Regions from separate parts of the Mus musculus genome. Here region 2 is linked to region 1. The links are chromatin loops, found by intact Hi-C in ENCODE. Cell type or tissue: heart. All regions are shown on one strand. Links, peaks and the distances in the headings refer to the core of each region. The heading gives the core; the rest is flanking DNA.

What was found. Hi-C counts contacts between places; a loop is a spot of excess contacts. Peaks named below come from ENCODE experiments on the same cell type or tissue, not always from the same donor. Only the 100,000 strongest peaks of a DNase experiment are listed, where the experiment ranks them.
Region 2: it touches region 1 in a loop (8-fold over the local background); 8 of 42 quality-filtered maps call a loop at or near these places.

Annotation. Positions count from the first base shown.
Region 1 is chr19:60,605,049-60,613,405 of GRCm38, forward strand. Gm46652 (a long non-coding RNA gene) reads left to right here and starts at 6,182. Exons shown (of 2, transcript XR_003952898.1): 1 at 6,182-6,423. In heart, for the core only: CTCF peaks have their summits at 3,935 and 6,709 (motif pointing left); no DNase peak of the experiment used is centred there; H3K27me3 peaks cover 241 bases.
Region 2 is chr19:60,433,649-60,442,005 of GRCm38, forward strand. No RefSeq gene overlaps it. Among named protein-coding and RNA genes, the nearest start is that of Prlhr, 30 kb to the right of the region's middle. In heart, for the core only: CTCF peaks have their summits at 4,099 and 4,372 (motif pointing left); no DNase peak of the experiment used is centred there.

The DNA of each region.
Region 1 (8,357 bases), core at 52-8,051:
AAGCAGATTTCCCCCAGTTGTAATATATGAATTCAAATTATAGCTCAGAGTTGCCCTGCCTAAGGCTGAACTGAGCCTGTGTGAAGGGCCCTAGCATAGAACACGAGACTCAGTCTATGCAGGCTGGGGACTGGGGCACCTTGCCATGAAATCACAAAACTTCTACTCAGCGGCTAGGGAAGCGGTTCTGGTGGTAAATTGTTTGCTATACAAATATGAGGACCTGAGTTCCTATTTCCAGAACTCATATAAAAACTGTGCACCTGTAATTCCAAATATTGGGGATGCAGAGTCAGAAAGAGCCATGGCTGGCTGGCAAGTCTAGCTGAATTGATGAGTTCAGTGAGAGACTTTGTTGGCAAAAATCAGATATAGGACAGGAAACATGGCTCCACAGTTAGGAGCACTTGTTGCTTTCCCAGAGGACCTGAGTTTGGTTCCTAGCATCCATGTCAGGTGGCTCACAACTGTCTATAACTCCAGTTTCAGAGGATCTGACACGTCTGGCCTCTGCAGGCATCTGCACTCACAGACAAACATAGACAGGCAAACATACATGCAAACATACACTCATACACAGCTAGAAATAATAGGAAAAAATCTTTAAAAAATAAAATATAGATACATTGTATTCACATATGAAATCACCAAAGAATAGATTCAATAGGTGCTAGCCCCCCACCTCTACCTCCCACACCCCACACAGACCTTCAAAACTGCAGAACTGCTCTTTTCAAGTTTAAATGAAGTACTAGGCATAGTCAGAAGGCAAGTTCTGGTCGTGGGCACCTGAGAGGCCCATGCATTCCAAACAAGTTCTAGAGTGTGTGGAAGGCATAGGCACCAGGACCATGCACAGGAAAAAAGCATAGAGCTTGAAAGGAACTGATATTTACCTATGGAGGCCCACAAAGCTGCCGGGAAAGGCAGACCAGACCACTCTGCTTCATGGAGTTGAACGGTAATTCATTCATTGTTTAAAACAGCTGCTAATCACAAACCATGGGAGTTTTCTCTGTCCTTCGCAAGACTTCCTCCACTGCAAGAGCCAACACTTTCACTTGCTAACCAAAGGAAGTTATTTTTTCCAAATTCTCTGAGATGGGAGGAAAAAGAAGTGAGCTGAGCAATCTCAAGAAGAAAGACCTTCAGCTAATAGTGGCGGTCTGATAGAAAGCAGCCATAACTTACATGTCTAGGAAGCCAGGAAGGGATTAGGGACAATCATTTCCCTTCCAACATGGTTACAGACTGCCACATTAGAAAAACATATAATTCACTCCTTTTTGAGGGACACCAGCCAGCAGCTCTTCTGTGTGGCATGTTCAGATGGGCCCTGTGGGATTCCTAAGTGTACTCTGGAGTTGTTCCACGATTGAGAAGAGGCCATTTGTCTGCTGCACCAAAGAGGGGCTGCTCCTCCCACAACAGACCTATTCCATGAGCTCCACTCCCTGTTCTCCACAACTGATTTTTCCTTCCACTGAGCAATGACCAAAGCTAGGCCCATTTCCCCAGGCTCAACTAGAAAGGGACCAAGGACAGGGAGAGGAGAGGGCTGGAACCCACCAGTTCTCAAGTGTGAACCTGTCAAGACTGGATTCTGTACTAAGGCTGGTGCCTGGTAAGCTCCTGGAACTACAGCCCCAGTGGATTGTCCCATCGAGTTTGGGAAATGGAAACAAATCAATCACTGGGTGCCATTTATATCCAAAAAATCAAGAAGAACACAGAGGGCCATGTACCTAGAGAAGGCACATCCATTCTCCTTCAACATGGACTCAGGTAATTCTTGCCATTTCCTACCAGCACACTCTCACACATCTTCGTGATGTGCCCTGGAAATAAATGGTACATCTAGCTTATATCTTCAAATAGTCCACAATTCTGTAAAAGGCATGATACAAATGTGCTGCAATGTGTTTGTCAACACACAAAAAGTCATGTGGGATGAGGAATGTCCAATTGAAGAAATGCTTCTATCAGATTGGCATATAGGCAAGTCCAAAGGGGCTTCTTGATTGTTGATTGGTTTGTGAGTGGCCAGCCTGCTGTGGGTGGTGTCACATCTGGGAAAGTGATTCTGGAAAGCGTGAGAAAGATAACTGGACATAAGCCATGGAATCAAGCAGAGTCCCTGTTAGTTCTTGCCTCTGCCCCTGCTTGAATCCTTTACCTGATTTTCCTCCATGATGAACTATGACCTGTAAGTTTCCTCCAGAGTTGCTCTTGGTCAGTGCTTTGTGACAACAACAGAAACCAAACAACCAAACTAGGACACAGATTTCTAGGAAATAAATACTCTGTGAGGAGGATTGCCGAGGGAGGACATGAATCTTAGCCTTGCCCATTATAGTTTCATGGTTTTATAGTCTCAACGTTCCCAGGAATGTCTCAAATATGGGACAAGTCTAATTTTTAAAAAAATTAACCATAGATATTGTTTGTAGGCAGCCTTCTGTTTTATACATGTGTATAAAATTAACTGTACAAAACTAGAACAAGAGACTTGTGCATTATAAATGGATGTTCATCCTTGGCAGCTCTGCACTGTTGGGCATATTGTACACTGGCAGCATCTGGTTATGGATTTAGCAGGGACTGAAACTCACCTGTGTATCTTGGTACAGAGTTATATTTACATAGAGGAGGGGGAAAAAGAACCCCTTTTCTAATTTGCACAAGACACCCTTCCACTGGTAGTAGTCCTGAATCTAAGAGATCAACTATTTCATATCCAGGGATAGAGATATAGCTCAGCTGAGAGAGTGTTTGGATAGCATGAATGAAGACTTAGGTTTGATCCCAACACTGCATAAATCAGAGATAGTAGAGCTTGCCACCTTAACTATCAGTACTTGGAAGGTAGAGATAGGATGATTGCAGGTTCAAGGTCATCTTCAGCTACCGAAGCTAGACTGAGATCACCCTTGGCTACATGAGCAACCTAAGATCTTTTTTTATTTTTGAGATTTTATTTATTTTATGCATATGAGTACACTGTAGCTGTCTTCAGACACACCAGAAGAGGGCGTTGAATCCTATTACAGATGGTTGTGAGCTACCATGTGGTTGCTGGGAATTGAGCTCAGAACCTCTGTAAGAGCAGTCAATGCTCTTAACCACTGAGCCATCTCTACAGCACAAGAGCCTATCTTTTTAAGAAGTGTTTTACAACTATTAAATTTTATAGACTGTTTTCTTTCATGTTTTCTTTTTTCCCTTTTCTTTTCTTTTCCTTTCTTTTCTTTTCTTTTCTTTTTTCTTTTTAACCATTAAGCCTCCAGTAGAACCATTTAGGACAAGGATCATCTATTTGAGCCCAAAGATTGGCAAATGAATTTCCTCCTGGAAGCAGGTATACTAAGCATGATATACTAAAGGTTTCTATTACTGTGATAAAATACTGTGACCAAAAGCAACTTAGAGAAAGAAGGGTTTATTTCAGTTTGTAGTCCACCATCCAGGGAAGTCAGGGCAGGAACCTGGAGACAGGAAGTGATGCAGAAACGAGGGTGGGGGGGATTGGAGAGGGGTTACTGCTTACTGGCTTGCTCACCATGCATGGCTTGCTCACCCTACTTTCTTATAGCACCCAGGACCAGCAGCCAATGAGTGTCACTGCCTACAGTGAGCTGGGCTCTCCCATATTAGTCTGCACGCAAGAAAATGCACCACAGCCCAGCTGAGGCATTTTCTCAATTGAGGTTCTTTCTTTCCAGAATGATTTCATGCATCAAGTTGACATAAAAGTAGCCAGCACACACGGAAATGTTGTTTGGCTTAGCTCTAATATTAGCACTTTCTCTTTCTCCCAGTTCCCACTTGTTTTTGATAAAGAAACATGGGGAAATTTCAATGACATTTTGAAGTAGGTGCACACATACTGCTGAACAGAGCTGTGCCTGCTGCTGGCAGGCAGCGCCACTTAGCGGTAGCTCAAGTTATAACTTCAGTAGCTGGCACATGACAGTCCAGGTTTGTGCTGGGAAGGCAGATTAGGTGCCTTTGCGCATAACATTAACAGAGAACAACTCTAACCCTCACGCAAACATAAGATGGTGTTACAGCATGCTGAGTGTCCCCTAAAGATCTGTATGGCAAGTGTTTGGGCCCCAGACTGTGGTACCATCAGTAGGTGGTAGAAACTTTATGAAATAAGACCCAATAGGAGGACTTTAGGATGTGTGCCTTGAAGGGGATAGGAAGTTACTATGGTGGTTGATAACACATATGTCAGATGTTCCATCTGGAACATGGCAGGTGCTCATAGCACAGAGAATAGGGTTTCAATGGTTTGTGGAGTGAAAAATTCCAAGTGAGATTTCCAGGGGCTCAACTTCCTGACTTTCAGATGGGGAGGGAGACAAGGTTCCAGTCAGGTTGCTGGCATGTAAGTACGTATCCTCTAGCCTTTCCCTGGCATCACAGCACACAAGTGGTTAGTTATAGACACTTTTTAAAGCCCCACAATCAGGTTGTCAGGCTTTTCACTCCCTCTGGGAGATGGAAGCACTAAGATGTCCTATGAAAGCTCTGTGCTGTTGGGGTTTGGGAGTAGGCAGGAATTATAATCTGTGCCTCTTCTCACCTACCATGGATCCCTGAAGTAATACTAGCACTGCCTGGGCCTGCTGACAGTCAGTGTCTTGACAGCATTGGTGATGCCAGCCCTGAGGCTGAGGACAGGTCCTGCTGCTCACAGCCTTGATGTATGACCAAGTCACTCTAAAAGGCTTAACGGTGCCTAGCCATGGCTCGGTCCAACAAGGCCAACAAGATTCTTACTTCAATTTCCATATCTGCTCCATTCATCACTCAACAGGCACTTGGCTTAGCTCCTGTTTGATTAGATGTTCCCAGAATCCTGTGTTCTTCTAGCGCCTCCTGGACTCCCAGCCCCACTGCAAATATGTCGACCCTGACAGTAGTCGTTTGAGTGACCTTGCTGAGACTATACCTGACATGCACTTGGCCCTCTCCCCATAGTCAGTTACCTGGTCTGACTATGACCTGACTCTCAACTTGAACTTGTTCCCTTTCTCTTCCTATAGTCCCTCAGAGTCTGGACATTGTGGTTCAATAGCTGGACAAAGTCTTGATCATCACTTACTAAGGTCAGAAAAGAGCTAAAGGGAGCAGAGAGGAGAAGAACCTTGTGTCCCCTAGGTAAAAATGCTGCTGTTACAGAATCAGAAGAGAGAGAGGAAAGGAGCTGGGGGGAGGATCAGATTCAGAACAAACACTAACGTGGCAAAAACAAAACAAAACAACAAAAAAACAAAAACAAAAAAAACCAAAAAACAAAAACAAAAAAAAACAAAAAAAAAAACCAGCATCTGTGGGCAAGATGAACCATAATTTGGTTTCTATTTCATATCATATTTGATAGCTCACAACTGTCTATAACTCCATCTTCCAGGGGGATACACCACCTCTGGCCTCTGTAGTCACACACATGCACATGTGCATAGCCACACAGAGACAGGCACATATACATATAATCAAAATATTTTAGATTTATTATTCTATGTATGTCCTGCCTGAATGTATGTATGTGCATGTTTGATGCCAATAGAGGTCAAAAGAGGGTGTTGGGTCCCTGGGAACTAGAGTTACAGATGGCTGTGAGTCACCATGTGGGTATTGGTAACTGAACTCTGAACATCTTCAAAAGAAGCACGCCCTGAACCATCTATCCAGTCCCTGAAATATATATATATATATATTAAAAAAAAACAGAGATCTTGTATAGATTTAACAGTCAAGCTCTGGGTAGTTGAAAAGTCTGACTACCAGATTCCAATAACCCCTAGTGACTTTGGGTACATTTCATTTCTCTAGAAATCATCTGGATTTCCTTATCTGAAAATCTTCCAGATTCAGGGAATCTCCCCACAAGCATCTCAGAAGTGACACAGAGGTCATTTCAAAGGTGAGGATTCAGTCTGGTCACCAGGAAGAAAAACACCTTTTCTAAGGCGCAGGGATGTTGAACCTCAGAACGTTACACATTCCTTCCAAAACAGTAGGCTGAGGGAAAAGCTATTTTCAGGCAGGACGTGACACATGGGCCAGTGCCCATGGAAGGTGAGGCAGACTGCTTAAACTGAAGTTAGAGGCTCAGCTTCTAGCTTTTCCTCTTCACTGGACTGGGTCACAGGCTAAACTGCGGGGTGGGATTCTGGAATGATCAGCTTGGTTCTGTGAATGGCTGTTTGCCATGGCAACAGGCATTGCAGAAATTCTGAGCCTGTTCTAATAGGAGCCTGCTCTAACAGACACCTGCTGCCCAGAGCTCTTTATCACGGGAGCAGGCTGCTTCTAGGATGCCTTCCTGGATCTTGGACTGGAGAAAAGCCCCCATGCTCTCTCCTCAGAGTCCACTTTTCCTCCAGAGTGCTTTCTTTTCTTCTGTCTTAGGTAAGCACACAGTGGATGTGGAAAAGCAAACTGGGCACACAATTTGTTCATAGCAACCTCGCAGGTTCCCCGGCCTTGGCTTCCACCAGTAGAAGGCAGCAAGCTGGAAAATGCTCTTTCCCCGCCCCAACCCCCTTGCTGAGCCTCCAAGCATTGCTGCTTCCCCTAGGAGGTTCACCCGGTCAATGCATCCTTATGTCCAATGCTCCAGCAGCTACAGTGGGTTGACAAGAATTGACAGGCTTTCCAGAGAGCAGTGGAGGCCGCGCCAGGTCTCCCCCTGGCGGCAGCCAGGATCCACCCAGGTTCTAGAACTTCTACCAGTACCTCTCTCCTCTCTTCCATGTTGCTGATAGGGACTACTACCACCAAACACCACGAGGCTCCCCAAATGTCACCTTCTCGAAGTGGCTATGATTCTCCACGCAAAGAATAAAAATAGTCCCAGCTGTCAGCCTGTTCTGGAGAGGATCTCCACTAAAGGGAACTCCCGACTCAGTGTTCCTTCCTGATAGCTCAAACTGTATTATGATCCTGCCCCCCTCTCACCCCAAGTTGGAACTTCCCCATTTTTAGTTGACTTGGCCTTTATAGTAAAATGCCATCAATGGGATGGAGAGAGGGAGGTGGCTATTAAGAACGGAAGAATATTTCCTGTAGTATGGAAGCTTACAGAGTTCAACCAAGCTCCTGGAGTGTTCCTTCTGATGAGGGACTTCTTGCCTGGTATTGACACTGCACCTACCGGTCCAGGGTCTCTCTTGGCTTCCTTTATGTAGGTGTTAAGGCTCTGTACCTATGACCAAATTACCTCTTCTTTCCTTGGGATGAGGATTTCAACACAGGAATTGAGGGGGGTGAGAGATACATTTATGTTCAGAGCTCACTGCATGCTCACAATTCAGTGTAGTGCTGTTCTTTTTCCTTTCCTCCTACACTCCTGCCACCACTGTTCAAATTAAGGCTGGATCCACCAAGCCAGGGGAAGCAAGAGGCAATAGAAAGGAAAAGAAGGCTGTCCATCGGCAACTAAGATTCAGAAACTTCAACATAATTGATAAAAACCCAAATGTCTTATAAAGACAGAGCTTGACTTCCTAGAGACAAGAAGGCTCAACAGGTAAAAGCATGTACCACCAAGCCTGACTTTGGCCCCTAGGACTCACATGGTAGAAGGAGAAAACAAACTCCTGCAAGTTGTCCTCTGAGCTCTACAGGCATGCTGTGGCGTGCACATACAAACAAATACAAGAACAACAAGAAATGATACTCAAGGCCAGAATATTTGGACATTGAGTTTGATTCCATCAGCACTCCTCTCTTATCTCTAAGTCTAAACAATATACCTCATTAAATCTCCTTATAGAACTACTGAGATGGCTCAGATAGTAAAGTAACTGCCTTGTAAATACCGAGTCTGATCCCCAAAATCATGCTTAAAAAAATGAAAAAAAAATTACAGGCATGGTGCATGCTTACAATTCTGGCCTTGGGGAAGCAGAGACAGGCAGATCCTTGGCCAGTCATCCTAGCCTACATGGCAAGGGTCAGGACAGTGAGAGGCCCTGTCTCAGAAACCAACATGGGGACTGAAAAAATGTTTCAGCAGTCAAAGAACTTACTGCTCTATCAGAAGATGGGAGTCCAGATCCCAGAACCCACTGTTTGGCTCACAAATGCCAACTTTAGTTCTAAGAGATGCAATAATTCCCTTTGACCTTCATGGGTACCTCTACACACATGTGCACATACACAGACATACATAAAACATGGACAATGCCTGAAAACAACACCCCAAGATATTCTCTGACTTCCACATACAGCACACATCAACACATGTACACCCAAACAGAAACAAGCTACACAATGCACACACACACACACATATTTACAAAAAAAAATTTATTGTAAGAGAAATAAGTAACCAGTTAGTA
Region 2 (8,357 bases), core at 139-8,138, 170 kb before region 1:
TCCTCACTGTCAACCAAAGCAGTCGAAATAGAAGCATAATGTTTCTCTAGAATATTCTGTCTAGAGATGGGAGCCTTTTTGTCCAATTCAGGGCTCTGTCCCCAGGACCAGGAATAGTGTCTGGCACTAGTTCATGTGTAGTTGTTTAAATAATTATTTCTGTATGATGATCCATGTCATTCCCTGTTGCATTTCATATAATGAAACAGCTGTCCAAGTGTGACACAGAGCGACTATAGCATCCCCAAGCAGAGTGGCCCATGGTGAATGGGATGGCAGCAGGCATGTTTCTACCTAACCCAGGAGAAAGGCCAGTCCCATCAGGGCTACTAGATCAGGTTCGTCACCGCCAAGAGAGACTGGAACAGAGCTTCTACTGACAGGTTTGGGCCTGCAGAGAAACCAAATGCAAAGTCACCCACAGTACCTCAGTCTTGTGGGTTCCCCAGGGCTCTGGAGAAGCTGGCTCTGCCAGGACAATTTGCTGTTCCATGTCCCATGTCCAATATACAGAAGATGATGCACCAGGAAGTACATCTGTTCCCAGGAGGGGACAAGATTCTATTTATTGCTGTTTGTCCTCAGATTTAATGCCTCACAGAGTTACGTGTGCACAAACAAACAAACAAACAAACAAACAAACAAAACCACTAATGGCAAAAAGGTTAGTTTCAAAGAAACACCATAACTTGATGGCAACACAGTAAGACATATATAATGAAGGCTGTATGCCAGAATGGGGAGAAGAGACCTCAGTGTAGAACTGGACTCAATTCCATGCACAACTTGGGTCAGCAGAGATGATAGTCAAAAAGCAATCTGGGTGGGGAAGAGGTAAGGACACCTAAGAGGTAGTAAGTTCTCAGGTTCTAACCTATTGTGGTTTTGGTGAAGGCAGGCAAATGTAAGCAGACATCCCTGGGGGGAACAGCAGTGGGAAGAATCTGACCCGAGACCAAGGATGAGTAGATCAGAGAGGGCTCTTGCTAGGCTGGTTCAGTTAAATTCTTGCAAGGAGATAGAAAGGTTTAGGAGACTATCTGATAATTTGGCCAAGCAAAGACTTTTTGGCATTGGCAAAGAAAAGTATTGATCCTAAAATCCAAGATAGGAAAATAGATTGTAGGCCTGCAGAGAGAAAGAAAAATTATATATAATTATATATAAAAATTATACACACATACACACACACACACACACATATATATATACATACATATATATGTTGTATTGAGAAAACGGAGATGTGCCAGATAGTAATTTTAGCACTGGGACTATGTTCATAGGAAGAAATAGAGTACATAGCAGGGAATCTAAAAGAAATCATTGTCTATTTACTCACCAGGTAAGTATACTATGCCTTCTTTGGGCTGGTCTTCTAAGATCAGGGAAGTAAAAATAGCTCTCTCCAAAATACCTATAGGATACTTGTTTTATATAGATAATAGTTGAGTGGACGAATAGACAATTGATAGATCATAGATATAAATGATAAGATAGATGGTAGATGGATGATAGATGACAGATAGATAGATAGATAGATAGATAGATAGATAGATAGATAGATAGATAGATAGATAGATGATAGAGAGATAGAGAGATAGAGAGATAGATGATAGAGATAGATGAGAGATATATTGAGAGATATATAAGGAGTTATAAATATAGATGTACATTTTATGTGTGTGTGCATGTGCATGAGTAAATGCACATGTGTTCATGTGCATGTAGAACACCATCCATCTTTTATTGGGACATGGTCCCTCATTGACCTAGAACTTACCAAGTAGGCTAGGTTGATTAGCCAATAAGACCCATGGAACCTTTCTGCTAATGTTTCTGCAATTCTAACTCCATCATCATGCTCAGCTTTTTAAAAACGGGTTCAAGGGATTAAAATCATGTCCTTGTGGTTATAAGATGTAGTGGTTTGAGTATGTTCAGCCTAGGAAGTGGCACTATTTGGAGGTGTAGCCTTGGAGTAGGTGTGTCACTGCTAGTGTGGGCTTTCAGACTCCCATCCTAGCTGCCTGGAAGCCAGTCTTCTAGCAGCCTTCAGATGAAAATGTAGAACTCTCAGCTCCTCCTGCACCATGATTGTCCGGATGCTGCTATGTTCTGGCCTTGATGATAATGGACTGAACTTCTGAACCTGTAAGCCCCAATTAAGTGTTGTCATCATAAGAGTTGCCTTTGTCATGGTGTCTGTTCACAGCAGTAAAACCCTACGAACAGAAATTGGTATCAGGGACTGGGGCATACTGTGATAGGTCTGACTATGCTTTTGTTTGGAAGGATGTGGATTTGGGATTTTGGATTTGAGAAGCAGTGGAATCATTTAAGTGGGGTTTAGTGGGCAATCCTAGTAGAAATATAAAAGACTTTGTTACTGAGAGCAATTTGAACTGTGCAGATCTGGCTCAAGAGGTTTCAGTAGAGAAGAATTTCAGTATGTAGCATAGAGACTGTTTTTGTGATATCTTAGTGAAGAATGTGGCTGCTTTTTACCATTGTCCAGAGTCTGCCTGAGGCTAAGGTGAAAAGATTTAGATTAATTACTTTGAAAAAGGAAGTCTCAAAAGAGCCTAGTATAAATTCTTTTGTGTGGTTACTAACGTTCATTCTTATGAAAAGCATTTTAATGAAAATGAGCAAACTGAGAAAGGGAAAATATAAAATATATAGTTCAAGTATTAAACAGGTACCAGGAAGTAGAATGGAGCTGGGTCCTATGTTCTAGGAATTAACAGATTAAGGAAGTAGGACTTTGGGGCAAGATCCCACCCAGATAATTTAGGTCCAGACATGGTGGTACACACCTTTAATCCCAGGAGACAATGACAAACAGATCTCTGAGTTCAAGGCCAGCCTGGGACAGAGCAAGTTTTAGGTGAAGAAAAGCTTAAATCCAGGAGTGGTGGTACAGACCTTTAATCCCAGGTGACAGAGCCATGAAGATCTCATAGTTCAAGGTCAATCTACAAAAACATTCCAGGACAGCCAAACTTAGGCAGTGAGGGAGTTGGAAAACAGACAGCTGGTAATAGAATAAGGGGAGGCATGTTCCAGACCCAGAAAGCAGCAGAACTTGGCAGCTTTAACCACATGGCTCTGGCTTTAAAGTCCAGAATAGAAAGGACTTCTGGGACAATTGATGATGGTTAGCTGGAACTAAGAAATTAGTGGTGGTTGAGAAGAGACCAGCATCACTGATGTGAAATCATCTGGGAAGTGTTTTCTGTGAGCACAAAGAAGCTGTGTTCCTGAAATAGCCAAGGTTGTACCTCGTGCTGCAGCTGGACTTGGTAATGTTCAAGAGTCACCCAGATGGTACTGGTTTTGAAGACATGAAGTAGTCATGAAGAGCAACTGAGGCTTGGCACTGTAAGAGGCTATGGCTAGTTATGGCCCCCATAAACACATGTGTTTGAACAAGCCTATGGGAGCCAGGAAGTAGAATGTAGTGGTTTGAATATGTTTGACCCAGGGAATGGCATTATTTGAAGGTGTGGCCATGGAGTAGGTGTGTCACTGCGGGTGTGGGCTTTAAGACCCTTATCCTAGCTGCCTGGAAACCAGTCTTCTAGCAGCCTTCAGACGAAGATGGCGAACTCTCAGCTTCTCCTGCATCATGCCTGCCTGGATGCTGCCATGTTCCTGCCTTGATGATAACAGACTAAATCTCTGAACCTGTAAGCCAGCCCCAATTAAATGTTGTCCTTATAAGAGTTTCCTTGGTCATGGTGTCTGTTCACAGCAGTAAAACCCTAAGACATAAGGCAAGCACTGATCCATCTCCCAAGCCCCCTCACTTGTCATATTCTGTAAATAAGTCCATTCCACTCTGATGTATTCACTGGGCTGAGGGCTCCTCATGATGGTGAGTGTGTCATTTCTGTGTCCACTACCCAAAGACCATTACTGTCCAGTGCTATCTACTGTCTCACTGACAACTCATCCTTGTAATGTCCCCACCGCTGAGAGGAATAAACGGTAACTCAAGCAGTGTGATAACTGAAAGATTCTTCTGCCTTTCCCCTGGAGGCAATTTCATCCTAGAAAAATACTTCTGTCTGTCACTTGATGGCGATCAAGGCTCACACAGTTTGGATACAACTGGAAGCTGATCCTGCTCAGATTCCTTCAAGTCTTGAGAAAGGTTTGGTTTTTGTTTTGTAATATCTGGAGGGGAAACAGCCCCTCGTCCCCCACCATCTCTATCTACTTTTTTCTTCAGTTCATATTCTTGCCTAGGTAAATGAACTACCAAATGGATCCTGAGAGCCACCAGGGCACTAGACTTAGTGAACTTGGAGATGACTGTGACTGTTGAGGTAAATAAGTCTATGAATCCCCAGGAGTCTGAGCCTGTCGTGTGCTCTTACTCCACCTGCAGGCCAACCTGAAAATTGCAGCATCACTGGCCTGGATCATCTAGATCTGAATCTGAAACTTTTCCACACTGGAATTATTGAGCTCAATAGTCCACTGACCCATCTCTCCATCCTTATGGTTTTTTAATAGTTGGTTAAAGGACCTGCCCCAAAGGCGTAAGGACAGAAGAGTAAGAAATGAGGAAGATCTGATCCCCAGAGTCCAATAAAGACCAGTGGACATGGCAGCTCACAACCATCAGGGTTGGGGGAGAACGTGGGGGTGGGGGACTATCTCAGTATGTAAGTGGAGAAAACCAAGGAAGATGTCAAACATCAACAACTGATTTACACATGCACCACAAAACTCATATGTACTCATGTACAACCACACATTTATAAATGCTCACACACCATACATACATACATACATACATACATACATACATACATACATACATACATACAGTTTTTAAAATACCTGTATATCTGAGCTGGAGTAAACAGCCTATCCTTGAAGACAGAATAAAGCAAAGGAGAGTGAGAGAGAAAATGTTAAATCCACTTCATCTACTAGACTCTCCCCCAAAGAAAGCTAATGGGTCCTAATTTCTTTCAAAAAAAAAATAACTGGAGACAAGTCTTTGCTGGCTTGGCATGATTGTATAAGCCAAAGGGTCAACTTCTTGAACTCGAGTCTGCAAGTCTTGAGCCTCAGAGAATCCAACATCTGAGACCTGGGTCTGAAGAGTAGGCAGTCAGTCAGCTCTGCACTCTAGCACTGAGAAGAAGATAATGATAGCCACCATTCCCTGAGTGTATGGCAGGACCTGACTCAAGTGTTTTATGTGTATCATTCTATTTAATCTGAGCAATGGCCCTGTGCAGCAGGTATGTCCCTCAGCCCATGGAAAGGTAACTACACGGTTTTGAAAAAAAGCTAAGACTGGTCTGGGAATATAGTTCAGTAGGTGTATAGCTCAGTGCTTGCCCAGCAAGAGCAAGATAAGAGAAAGCTGGAGGGCTAAAGTAAAATCCAGGTAGAGTACTTTCCTAGTGTGCATAAGGCCCTGAATTCAATGCACAGTAACAGCAGGGATGTTTATGAACTTCCTACTCAAGGCAGGACCTGAAGTCATGCTGCTAAACTTGACTGATCAGCTGCTGCCTCCAGGTGTCTCCATCCTCTAGCCAAGACTAGCCCTAACCATGGTGGCAGATGAGCTGCATCTGTGGTTCTGTGAGTTTCCTGCAGAAAGTAGAAGCCACTGGCATGCTTTGGCATCAGGTTCACGTTCAGATCCCAGATATTGGCAATTGGCATCTGGGTACTTAACCTCTTAAATACTAGTTTCTCTTTTAAGTGGGATTTTTGTAATGCCCTCTTTATACAACTGTGGTAAAGATGCCAAGAGATGATACATGTGTTTGTGTGCGTGCATGTGAACATGTATACTTGTATGCAAGCATATTGAGGCTAGAGATCAATGTCTTGTGTCTTTATCTTTTGTTCTTATTTTTTGATACAAGTGTCTTGCTAAACTTAGCACTCATTGAACTGGGGTATCTGGCCAGCAAGCCCAAGGATCCTTTTGTCTCCTCTTCTCCAGCTCAGGGGCTACAGACACACGACACTGCATCCACCTTTATAGGTGGGTGCTGGAGATCTGAACTCTGGTTTTCATGCTTGCTCTACAAATCTCTTATCCACTGAGCCTCTTTCTTCTCTCTCTGTCTCTCTCTCTCAGTCTCTCTCTGTGTCTGTCTCTCTGTCTCTCTGTCTCTGTCTCTCTCTTTCCCTCTCTCACATACACGGTGTGTCTAGGAGGGAAGGAGGAAGGGAGGGAGAGAGGGAGGGAGAGATAGAGAGGCAGATGGAGAAACTAACAACAAATCCCAAGAGGCTCTGGGACCATAGGAATGAAACCCAGCAGTGGAAAGACAAAGGTTCTAAAAATGAGTAGTGCTCAGCCTAGGATCACTAGGGCCCATAAATTCTCATGCCTAGGCCCCATTTTCAGACCAATTAAACCAGTATCCTTGAAAGTGAAAGCCAAACATTGGCTCACTCCAAAAGAAACCCAAGGGACTAATATTCAGCCAGAATGAGCCACTCCTGGGCATGTGAGTGTTTGGTCTGGCAGAGAGCAAGGGATGGCCCCTCACCAGCTTTCTCCCCCGTTTCTCTAGAAGCAAAAATCAAAGCTCAGGCCTCACTCTGACAGTTGAAATCTCCACAAGGTTTGGACAGGTCTGTTTGCAACCTTGGTGTTGCAATTAGCAGCTTCTTCTGGCTTTGGTAATGTGGTGACAGACAGACGAAATGCATACGCCACAAGATTAAATAACAAGGAGATGTTATGCCAACAAAATTAACTTGTCCAGCCCTGTTCCTTAGCAACTGCGCTATTACTGTAGGTTTCCTTCCGAGGCCTCTGGTCCTTCACACCACTCCCTTTCATTAAGATGTGAGCTGGTTATTTATAACTTTAATGAAAAGGAAAGAAAGGGAAGGGATGTGGGAAAAGAAACTGGTAACTGTCCTTCAGATTACACCAGTCCAATCTGCCCCCAGACAAACAGAATCAAGACCACAACTTTTAAATCAGGGTGTTGACTTTCCTGCATACTTAACTCCTCCAGGCCCCTCCTTGGGCTTCATAGGGCAAGGCTACCTTTGATAGAAAGAGTGACTTTGCCAATTCAATCTGAGGCTGCCTGGGAAACCATTGTTCAGGAGTCAGGACTGAACTCTGAAGTACAGAACATGCTGTTCTCTAGGGAAAATCATTTTTAATGCAGCAGACACAGCCACAGATAAAGTAATTAAGGTGCTTGTGGGACCATCCCTTCTTACACTGTCAAGTGGAAATGCTAAAGAGGGTGCTCTTTATGTACAGGTTTTGGCATACAGGGAAATAGCAGAGGCTGAAGGTCACCGACACATCACACCTGGCTAATTCAGGGTCCCTGGCCCTGGATAGCAGTAATCCCTGAAACCTAAGGAGTAGACAGAGATTTGGCTTCCTGTGGTCTTCTGATGGGATCCAGCTACACTCTAGACCTTGCCTGATCATATTTGTTATTGATGGGATTTTGGGCTTTGATAGTTTTTAAAGCCTCTTAAGAAATAATATTTGGGAGAGCCATCTTGGTTCCCGAATCCCACCGAGACTAGTCTGTGCAGGTGAGAGTGTGGACTACAGAAGCTAACAGCTTCTGGGACAGGCTGAAGACACAGAGCTTCTGAGGCAGACCCCGTTTCGGGCTCCAGACATCTAGGCACCTTCCCTGCCAGAGGAGAGGTGTCCGCCCCTCCCGGAAGGGCTTTGCCAGAGCACCTGGAGGAGCCATCTTGGTTCCCAGATCCCTCTGAGACTAGTCTGTGCAGGTGAGAGTGTGGACTACAGAAGCTAACAGCTTCTGGTACAGGCCCTGTTTCTTCGGCCTTCATCTTCTGCCAGGAGGCAGGTCCGAAAGCCAGATATCTGTGCACCTTCCCTGCAAGAGGAGAGCCTGCCTGCAGAGAGTGCTCTGACCACTGAAACTCAGAGGAGAGAGCTAGTCTCCGAGATCTGCTGATAGACGGTAACAGAATCACCAGAGGAACAATCTCTAACCACAGACAACTTTAACAACTAACTCCAGAGATTACCAGATGGCAAAAGGCAAACGTAAGAATCTTACTAACAGAAACCAAGACCACTCACCATAATCAGAACCCAGCACTCCCACCTCAGCCAGTCCTGGGCACCCCAGCACACCCGAAAAGCTAGACCCAGATTTAAAAGCATATCTCATGATGATATCAAGAAGGTAGAGGATATCAAGAAGGACTTTAATAACTCACTTAAAGAAATACAAGAGAACACTGCTAAAGAGTTACAAGTCCTGAAAGAAAAACAGGAAAACACAACCAAACAGGTAGAAGTCCTTAAAGAAAAACAGGAAAACACATCCAAACAGGTGATGGAAATGAACAAA